Regions from separate parts of the Homo sapiens genome. Here region 2 is linked to region 1. A link is an interaction called in ENCODE POLR2A ChIA-PET data of the cell type or tissue named here. Cell type or tissue: CD4-positive, alpha-beta T cell. All regions are shown on one strand. Links, peaks and the distances in the headings refer to the core of each region. The heading gives the core; the rest is flanking DNA.

Evidence for each region. Peaks named below come from ENCODE experiments on the same cell type or tissue, not always from the same donor. Only the 100,000 strongest peaks of a DNase experiment are listed, where the experiment ranks them.
Region 2: POLR2A ChIA-PET joins it to region 1 with 6 read pairs; 2 of 35 experiments call an interaction of 5 or more read pairs at or near these places.

What each region holds. Positions count from the first base shown.
Region 1 is chr9:21,917,206-21,921,969 of GRCh38, forward strand. It overlaps a transcript of MTAP not described here. Among named protein-coding and RNA genes, the nearest start is that of CDKN2A-AS1, 48 kb to the right of the region's middle. In CD4-positive, alpha-beta T cell, for the core only: no CTCF peak of the experiment used is centred there; a DNase peak (open chromatin) is centred at 2,636; H3K27ac peaks cover 1,244 bases.
Region 2 is chr9:20,662,731-20,667,494 of GRCh38, forward strand. It overlaps a transcript of FOCAD not described here. Among named protein-coding and RNA genes, the nearest start is that of FOCAD, 19 kb to the right of the region's middle. In CD4-positive, alpha-beta T cell, for the core only: no CTCF peak of the experiment used is centred there; no DNase peak of the experiment used is centred there.

The sequences.
Region 1 (4,764 bases), core at 524-4,523:
AATACCCAAGTGGAGATGTCAGGTAGGCAGTTGTACATAAAAGTCTTGAATTCTGGAGAGAGGTCTCAGCTAAAGATATAAATTTCTGAGTGGTCCACATAACAGAGGCATTTTCAGCCATTAGATGGCACAAGGTTGAAAGAGATCACTAAGGAATGCAGAGCAGAGACGAAAGCAAGGCCTACCCTGGGTACTGCAATGTTAGTAGGTCAAGGAAAAGAGAAGAAATCAGCAAAGGAGACTAGAAGGGAGCAACTGGTGAGGAAAAAGGAAGACTAAGAAATTGTGATGCTTGTCACTAATCATCAGGGAAATGCAAATTAAACCACAAAGAGTTACCAGCTTACTCCTGCAGGAATGGCCATAATTAAAAAGTCAAAAAGCAATAGATGTTGGCATGGATGTGGTGCAAAGGGAACATCTTTACATTGCTAGTGGGAATGTAAATTAGTACCACCACTATAGAAAGTAATATGCAGATTCCTTAAAGAACTAAAAGTAGAACTACCATTCAATCCAGTAATCCCACTACTGAGTATCTACCCAAAGGAAAAGAAGTCATATAAAAAAGACACATGTACATGTATGTTTATAGCAGCACAATTAGCAAATGCAAGAATATGGAACCAATCTAAGTGCCCATCGACCGAGTTGATAATAAAAATATGGTATATATGTATATGCCATGGAATACTACTGAGCTATAAAAAGGAACAATAATAATGTCTTTTGCGGCAACTTGGATAGAGCTGGAGGTCATTATTGTAAGTGAAGTAACTCAGGAATGGAAAACCCAATATTGTATGTTTTCACTTACAAGTGGAACTTAGCTATAAGGATGCAAAGGCATAAGAGTGATTAATGGGCCGGGCGCGGTGGCTCCGCCTGTAATCCCAGCACTTTGGGAGGCCGAGGCGGGCGGATCACGAGGTCAGGAGATCGAGACCATCCCGGCTAAAACGGTGAAACCCCGTCTCTACTAAAAATACAAAAAATTAGCCGGGCGTAGTGGCGGGCGCCTGTAGTCCCAGCTACTTGGGAGGCTGAGGCAGGAGAATGGCGTGAACCCGGGAGGCGGAGCTTGCAGTGAGCAGAGATCCCGCCACTGCACTCCAGCCTGGGCGACAGAACGAGACTCCGTCTCAAAAAAAAAAAAAAAAAAAAAAAAAGAGTGATTAATGGACTTTGGGGGCTCGATGGGGGAGGTTTGGAGGGGTTAAGGGATAAGAGAATATTGGGTACAGTATAAACTGCTTGGGTGACAGGCACACTAAAATTTCAGAAATTAGCACTAAAGAACTTACCCATTTAACCAAAAACCATCTGTACCCCCAAAAACTATTGAAATTAAAAAAAAATTGTGATTGATGTGGTTTCGCTGCATCCTCGCCCAAATCTCATTTGTATTTTAGCCCCAATAATCCCCACATGTCATGGAAGGGACCTGGTGGCAGGTAATTGAATCATGGAGGTGGGTCTTTCTCGTGCTGTTCTCGTGATAGTGAATAAATCTCACAAGATCTGATGGTTTTATAAAGGGGAGTTCCCCTGCACATGCCCTCTTTGCCTGCTGCCAGGTAAGATGTGTCTTTGCTCCTCTTTGCCTTCTGCCATGATTGTGAGGCCTCTTCAACCATGTGAACTGTGAGTCAATTAACTCTTCCCTTTATAAATTACCCAGTCTTGGGGGTGTCTTTATTAGCAGCGTGAGAACAGACTAATAAAATGATACCTGTACTAGAATCCACTTGAAGAAAGGGAAGCACAAATTGATCACCAAGGTGTGACATAGGAAAGCATAGTTTGATGGTCCATCAAACACTATTGATAGGAAAAAGTGAGAACTAAGAATTGAGCATTCAATTTAGCAATATAAATATTATTGTGACTAGGATGAACAATAGTTTCAGCAGAGTGTTTAAAGTAAAATCTTGGTTAGTGGGTTTGTAGCTGAAAGAGAGGAAATTGGAGACAGCAATTACAGACACTTGAAATTTTTATCAGGGAAGATTTCAAGCATATAAAAATATGAATTAACAAAAAATGAAACCCATCACCCACATTCAATTGTTTTTAACTGATAGCCAATGTTGTTCATCTACTTCCCCACTCCCTCTGTCCCTACCTTACCAGATTATTTTGAAGATACTCTGAAAAAATAATTTAACTTCATTCATAAAAATTTAGACTTCTGCTTTAAGGCTCTTGCATTTTTTCTTTTTCTATAAAAGGAGCAAAAAAACAGATGGTAATTTGCAGGTGGAAGTGAGGTTAAGAGAAGATATTTGTAAACCACTTTTGGATCCCTGGGTTCAGATGTGGACTAGCAAGAGAGTTGGATTTAACCAGGGTTTTGGTTTTGCCATGTATAAAACACTGTGAGGTTCAAGGGTGTATGCAAAGGAATGATTACTATCCTTTGATAATTGACTATGTGACCATAAGCATTTTAGCTGGGTAAGGAGTGGAGTGATGACATAAAGTGGGTGAAATACACTGACAAGGTGATAGAATCATAGCTTAGAGGTCAAGGTGGAGTAATAAAGTGGTGGTGGTCAAAGAGCACAAGTTAGTCAGAGAAGCGGGTTTACAGGAAATAAGCCAGAGAATGTTCATCAACGTGTATATTAACCCATTTCCTGTTTAGAAAAAAAAAGTGTGGCTTGCTGCCAGCACTCACTGAATTTTACGTAAACACACTCTTTGAGGCTGAAGCAAATCTGACTGATTTTTCAATGTGAAAATAAAATATAAAAATTCTTCATGGAGTTATTTCTAAACAGAACTTGTCTCTAATCCTAATGTAACAGAAATGTATATGATATTACATTAGGATTAGAGACAAGAGAACAAGAATATTCTTGGGGCAAACAGGAAATGGGTTAAGGAATTAGACTAGAGTAGATTTATAGATAAGGAGACTAAGCTCAAGAGCGAAAATCATAGAGAAATGAGTTGAATTACAGAATGGGAGTGGCTGGTGTCTTTTAGAAAGGAGGGAGTATATTCTGAACATAGCAATGAGGATCAAGAAAAAATTAGCCCATGACCAGAGAGAGCTGTGAGAGTATAAATAAACAGTGCCCACCTAAGAAGACTGTAAGATAAGCAGGAGGGAGAGCTGTAATTCCATTAGAGCAATGAAAAGAGATTTTCCTTGGCCACTGCGTGACGCTTTTTTAACATGTTTTTTTCCCTCAACCATAAACAATTGCAGGCACAGTTGTGAGCATGGGCAAATTCAGGTTTTATGTGACCTGAAACTTACTTAGTTTGGAGGACTTTCTTTAAGGAAAGACTGTAAAATTTTTATTTTCCCAGATTTTACCAACAAAAAAGTGCAATTATGCAAACCCATTATCCACTTACCTTCCAATAGCCCACTCGAAAGGGGCTATTGGGAAACAATTCTCTATGGATATTTTCACCTTTCTGCATGATCCAGGCTTTCTGAGCAAACAATATGGTCAAACTTGATTAAATAATTATTAAGTGGTAAACATGCCTTGGAAGCCAGAAATTGTGTATTAATCTGGAAATATTTATCCCTTGGATAAATCCCACTTGATCATGCTAAATGATCTTTTTAATGTGTTGTTGAATTTGGTTTGCTAGCATTTTGTTGAGGATTTTTACAACTATGTTCACCAGAAATATTGGCCTAACACTCTTTTTTTCTGTGTCTTTGTCCAATTTTGGTATCAAGGTAATGCTGACCTTGTAGAAAGAGTTTGGAAGTATTACCACTTCTCCCATTTTTTTTGGAAGAGTTTGAGTTTTTTCTTTAAAAGTTTGACAGAATTAAGCATTGATGCAATCAGGTCCTAGGCTTTTCTTTAATGGGAGACTTTTTATTACAGCTTTGATCTCATTACTTGTTTGTTCAAGTTATTTTTTTCTTTATGATTCAATCTTAGTAAGTTGTATGTGTTCAGTAATTTATCAATGTCTTTTAGATTTTCCAAAAGAAACTTGTGGTTTCTTTTGGAAAAAGTTGTCCATAATTGTTTTTAATGATTCTTTGTATTTCTGTGGTCTCATTTGTTAACTCTCCCTTTTTGTTTCTGATTTTATTTACATGGGTCTTTTCTCTTTTGTTCTTAGTTTAGGTAAAGGTTTGTTAATTTATTTTTTCAAAAAAACCTTTTTGTTGATATTTTGTATTTTTTACTCTCAATTTCATTTACTTCTGCTCTGATCTTTATTATTTCTTTCTTTCTACTAAATTTGGTTTTGTTTTGTTCTCTTTTCTAGCTCCCTGAGGTGCATCATTAGGTTGTTAATTTGAAGTTCAAAGATAATATAGAAATACAGTGGTCATTGTAAGAAAGTTTTAACCTAGACAAAACTGTTCATTTATGAAGTGGATTGGAAAAGAAGAAATTCTGAATTCCTCAAGAACAATGGAATGTAGATTTTGATTATCATGCAGAGCCTTACAAGAGACTCAATAAATCAAAATATGCCTCTCTTAAAGACTTCTGGCCAGAAGCAGTGGCTCACACCTGTAATCCTAGCACTTTGTGAGGCTGAAGAGGGCAGATGGCTTGAGCTCAGGAGTTTGAGACCAGCCTGGACAACATAGGGAAACCTCATCTCTATTAAAAATAAACATAATAATAACAATTAGCCAGGCATGGTGGCACAAGCCTGCAGTCCCAACTACTCAGGAGGCTGAGGTGGGAGTGTTGGAGTAGGTAGTTAGGCAGACATGAACATCAGAAGAAAAGCCCATCCCCCACCAGTAATGTCAGGCAACCATTA
Region 2 (4,764 bases), core at 497-4,496, 1.3 Mb before region 1:
TGAGCCACGGCACCCAGCCAGATATTTATCCCTGATAAACGTCTTGCAACCCAAACTTTGGCTCAGAGCCTGCTTTTGGAAGAGTCAGGAATATATTTTGATAACATTCTAAAGATTTAGTTTTCAATGCATAGTATACTTAATAGAAAAATCAAGACATTTAAACTTAAAGGAATAATTCAAATAACATAATAGAAAATTATTTGTATCCAGTTGTCTTGAGTCTAATGTATTTCAATATAACCTTTTAAAGTTACAGTTTTAACAGTAACACTTATAATGTATCTTATTCTCAGTAAACAAACTATAAAACAAAAGGTTTTTTACTTCTGATAATATCAAGGAACAGTGGCTATGTTTGCAAATTAAATTAGGCTGGGTGTGATAGCTTCATGCCTGTAATCCCAGCTCTTTGAGAGGCTGAGGTGGGAGGATTGCTTAAAGTTAGGAGTTTGAGACCAGCCTGGGCAACATAGTGAGACTGCCTCTACAAAAAAATAAAAAACAAAAAATTAGTCAGACATGGTGGCACATGTCTGTATTCCTGAGCTCAGGAGTTTGAGGTTACAGTGAGCTGTGATCATGCACTGCACTCCAGCCTGAGTGACAGGGAAAGACCCTGTCTGAAAAAACAAGCAAGCAAACAAATAAATAATATAAAAAATTAAGAGGCACTCTTTTCCTTAACGAAATATTTCTATCAGCGGTCCATATTACCTACTACATGTATGCATGTGTGCATGAACACACACACACACACACACACACACACACACATACACACAGTTTATGACTATGTTTGCAATCTTCCAATCTATCATCTATCCTTAATCACTTAATAGACATTTTATTAAATGCTATGCATCAAAAACAATTCTAAGACATGGGCCCTCTTTTCAAAGAATTCAATATAGTTGCCACTTCAATAATGGTACCAGAATGCTTTTAAAATTCTTGTGTGAGGAAAACAATACGTAACCTCAAGCCTGAGACTGCTTCACGTATCACAGTATTTTCTGAAAGACTTTCCTTTTCAGACTTCTGCATTTTCCATTTCTCTAAAACACATTTTCTGTAAAAACCATCTCAAGTATCCTTACAAAGTGTACTTTATATGATATTTTCTCCCAATCTTCATACTTGAACAAATAAACATGTAGGGATTATGTTTCTTTCTATTCTTTATTAATGTCATGAAGTAAATCACTAGTGGATGATGTCTTTTAAACTTGTTTTCCCAGTTACCTATTTTGTGTTGTTATTTTGTCTTAATGAGATCCACTGAGACAGTAAATTTCAAAGCACTTTTCCAACAGTGAAGTGAAAATATCAGCATTGTTGTTTTTATTAATTATTAATGAAATGAATGTATTAACTCTGTTTTCTCCTCAAGATTCTGCAGAAAATCTAATTTTAAAAGTTCTATATTTAAATAACATATGTTTTCCTTTTAAAAAGTTCTATATTTCTAGACCCATATATAAATAAAAAATAGTTTATAGTATTAAATTTATATCTATTTGTGAGACAAGGTTGACTAAGTGATCTGACATATTGACTAAGTGATCTGACATCTAGTATGACCATAGAAACACCTACTTTATTAAAAGAGGTAAAAAGTAATAGTTCAATTAATACTGATTCTATTTAATGGTTCAACAAATCAGACCTCAATTAGAAAGAGCTATTCATTTCTCAGTGCATATTATCTACTAAGCATTTTAAGGGCTCCAAAAACAAGTAGGGCTTCATCAGTCTTTCTGAAGAGTTTATAAGTTTATAATATATTCAAGAGGAATAAGGCAAATAAGCAGGAAGGGAGAGATAAATCCCATAAAGAAGGAACCTTATAGTGGAGAGCTTCAAATGCCAGAGTGATTTCTTTTCTTTTCTTTTCTTTTCTTTCCTTTCTTTTTTTTTTTTTTTCTCATGGAGATGAGGTCTCGCTTTGTTGACCAGGCTGGTTTCAAACTCCTGGCCTCAAGCAATCCTCCTGACTTAGCATCCCAATGTGCTGGGATTACAGGCGTGAGCCATTGTGCCCGGCCCAGGGTGATATCTTAATAATGGTGATGGTTTCAAGAGTTTATACATGTGTCAAAGCTTATTAAATTGTATACTTTAAATACATAAAGTTTAATGTATGTCATATTTACCTCAATAAAACTATTTTTCAAAATACCAGTTTTTGGTATTTTGAAATGTTATACATAGTGGAAAACACTGCATTTTTTTAAACAGAGAAATGATAAAACTAGTATTCTGCCTTATGACGAATAAGTTGGTGGTAACATTAGTTGACTTAATTAAAAAAGGAAAATGATAAACCAGGGTAGAGTACTCCAGTATGGGGGTATTCTGCTAGATTAAGTAGGCATGTTGATTGTTAATGGCTTAATAGAGCTAGAGTTACTGGCTTAGAGACTGCTAAAGAAAAAGAAAAACCTTGCTTGAAGTTTTATTAAGACTGAGTCCCAAGAGATCTAAAGACCTAGAATAATTGTATAGGTTTCCAAGTCTTATAGAAGAGTATGATAGTGATGATAGTGAAAAATATAAATACCTTCTAATTTGCAAAGCCTTTTCTGGGAGGCAGTGACTCCCAGAAAATGTAAATACTACATTTACACTGCTTAGGACAATAAAGCCCAACTCTTTATCTTTTGTAACTAATGAATGACGAATCAGCTAATTCATCTCTTTATCTCATTCTATAATAAAAAGATTAGTGATTTCAGTTCAGTCACTTCCTCAGAATTGTGGTCTGTATTGTGTCAGGACAAGATCAAATAAGTGCATATCCACCTTTTATATGTCTATACAATTATTTGATTCTAGAAATATGAGAGTAAAAGGAAAAGAGTAAATATGTTGGTGAAAAGTGTGACAGCACAAGCCTAAGCAGGAGAACAAAATGAAAAGTAGTTCTTAAAGGGAATAAAAGTTCTTTGGATGTTTGCTTTTCCCGGGTTTTAATCTCTTGTTACCCAGAATATAATTGAAATATATTATTTTAATGGCTGGGCACGGTGGCTCACGCCTGTAAGCCCAGCACTTTGGGAGGGCAAGACAGGCGGATTGCCTGAGGTCAGGAGTTTGAGACCAGCCTGGCCAACATGGTGAAACCCTGTCTCTACTAAAAATACAAAAATTATATATTTTATAATTATATATATATATTTTAGACGGAGTCTCGCTCTGTCACCGAGGTTGGAGTGCAATGGCGTGGTCTCAGCTCACTGCAACCTCCGCCTTCCAGGTTCAAGTGATTCTCCTGCCTCAGCCTCCCGAGTAGCTGGGATAACAGGCACCCGCCACCACGCCCAGCTAATTTTTGTATCTCTATCTCTGGTTGTCACTAGAGATCTGGAATCAGGTGTGGGAAAGGATGGGTCAGAAGACTGCTGGCTTTTGTTTGCTTGTTTGTTCATTTGTTGTTAAAAATTCTGTAGTACTATCTCATTGTTTAAACTATTTACCCATATTATTATGCATTCTATAAAGTGATTATTTGGTGAAGACCATAAATATTACATATAGCATGAATAAAAAAATAACTGGCTGGGTGCAGTGTCTTGCCCTGTAATCCCAGCACTTTGGGAGGCTGAGGTGGAAGATTGCTTGAGCTCAGAAGTTCGAGACCAACCTGGGCAACACGACAAAATCCCATCTCTACTAAAAAATACGAAAACAGCTGGAAGTGGTGGTGCATGCTTGTAGTCCCACCTACTTGGGAGGCTGAGGCAGGAGGATCAATTGAGCCCAGGAGGCAGAGGTTGCAGTGAGTCGAAATCACTCCCCTGCACTCAAGCCTGGGTGAGAGTGAGACCCTATCTCAAAACAAACAAACAAACAAAAACTGTCTTACTCTTACTCAGATAGGTACTTATGATTTGGAATGAAGTTTCCAATTAGAGCTTCTATACGGATTTATTATATACTTAACCTTAGGCAATTTAGATGGAAGAGAAGAGGGTGTTTTCTAGAAAATTATGGTGATGGTTTAAAATGTGGTTCCAGTGGTGGCAACAATACTGATGTTGGAGGTGTCTGCGAAGAGTTTGATTAAAATTGTTTAATGTATATGAGTGGGAAAAGCACATCAATTGGGGAACATTCTACAATATTAGACAATATGAAATTGTAAACATGTATGTGTAAATAAATCCATAAATTATTTTTTGACTATGTCTTTGATATTCCTGAAATATGAAATATTCTAGTTGGCAAAAACAAACAAACAAAAAAACCCACAAAAACTACTTTTGCATCTTTTCATTAGGAAAAAAGCGATTGATTTAAATTTGAAGTCACTTTGTATTTTGGCAAATTTCACAGTTTCCTCCATTGTTCTCTGAAGCTACTAATAATTACATTTAAGTCGAATTTCGAATCTACCACTAATTAGTTTCTCTTTCTTTGTCTATCTTATAAAGTCACTAAAATCATCCTCATGTGAAATGCACGTGTTATAGCTTGTCTCATATTATCATCTTGATCAATTAAAAATTAAAATTTTCACTACTCAAAATACTCTGATAAGTAATCAAAGGCTATATACTTTAGGAAAAAACTAAAAATAATCCACTCGTTTATTTGAGATTGAAATGGACTTATAAATCTTGTTGGCAGTCTTAAAGCTAAAGCAAAGTCTACAAATGCATTAACCCAGAAGGAAGAGGACAAGTTTGTGCCATATAATTTTATAATTGGGAATTTAAATTGTAAAAGAAAAAGTACCCAATAAATGGCAGATCTCCTTTG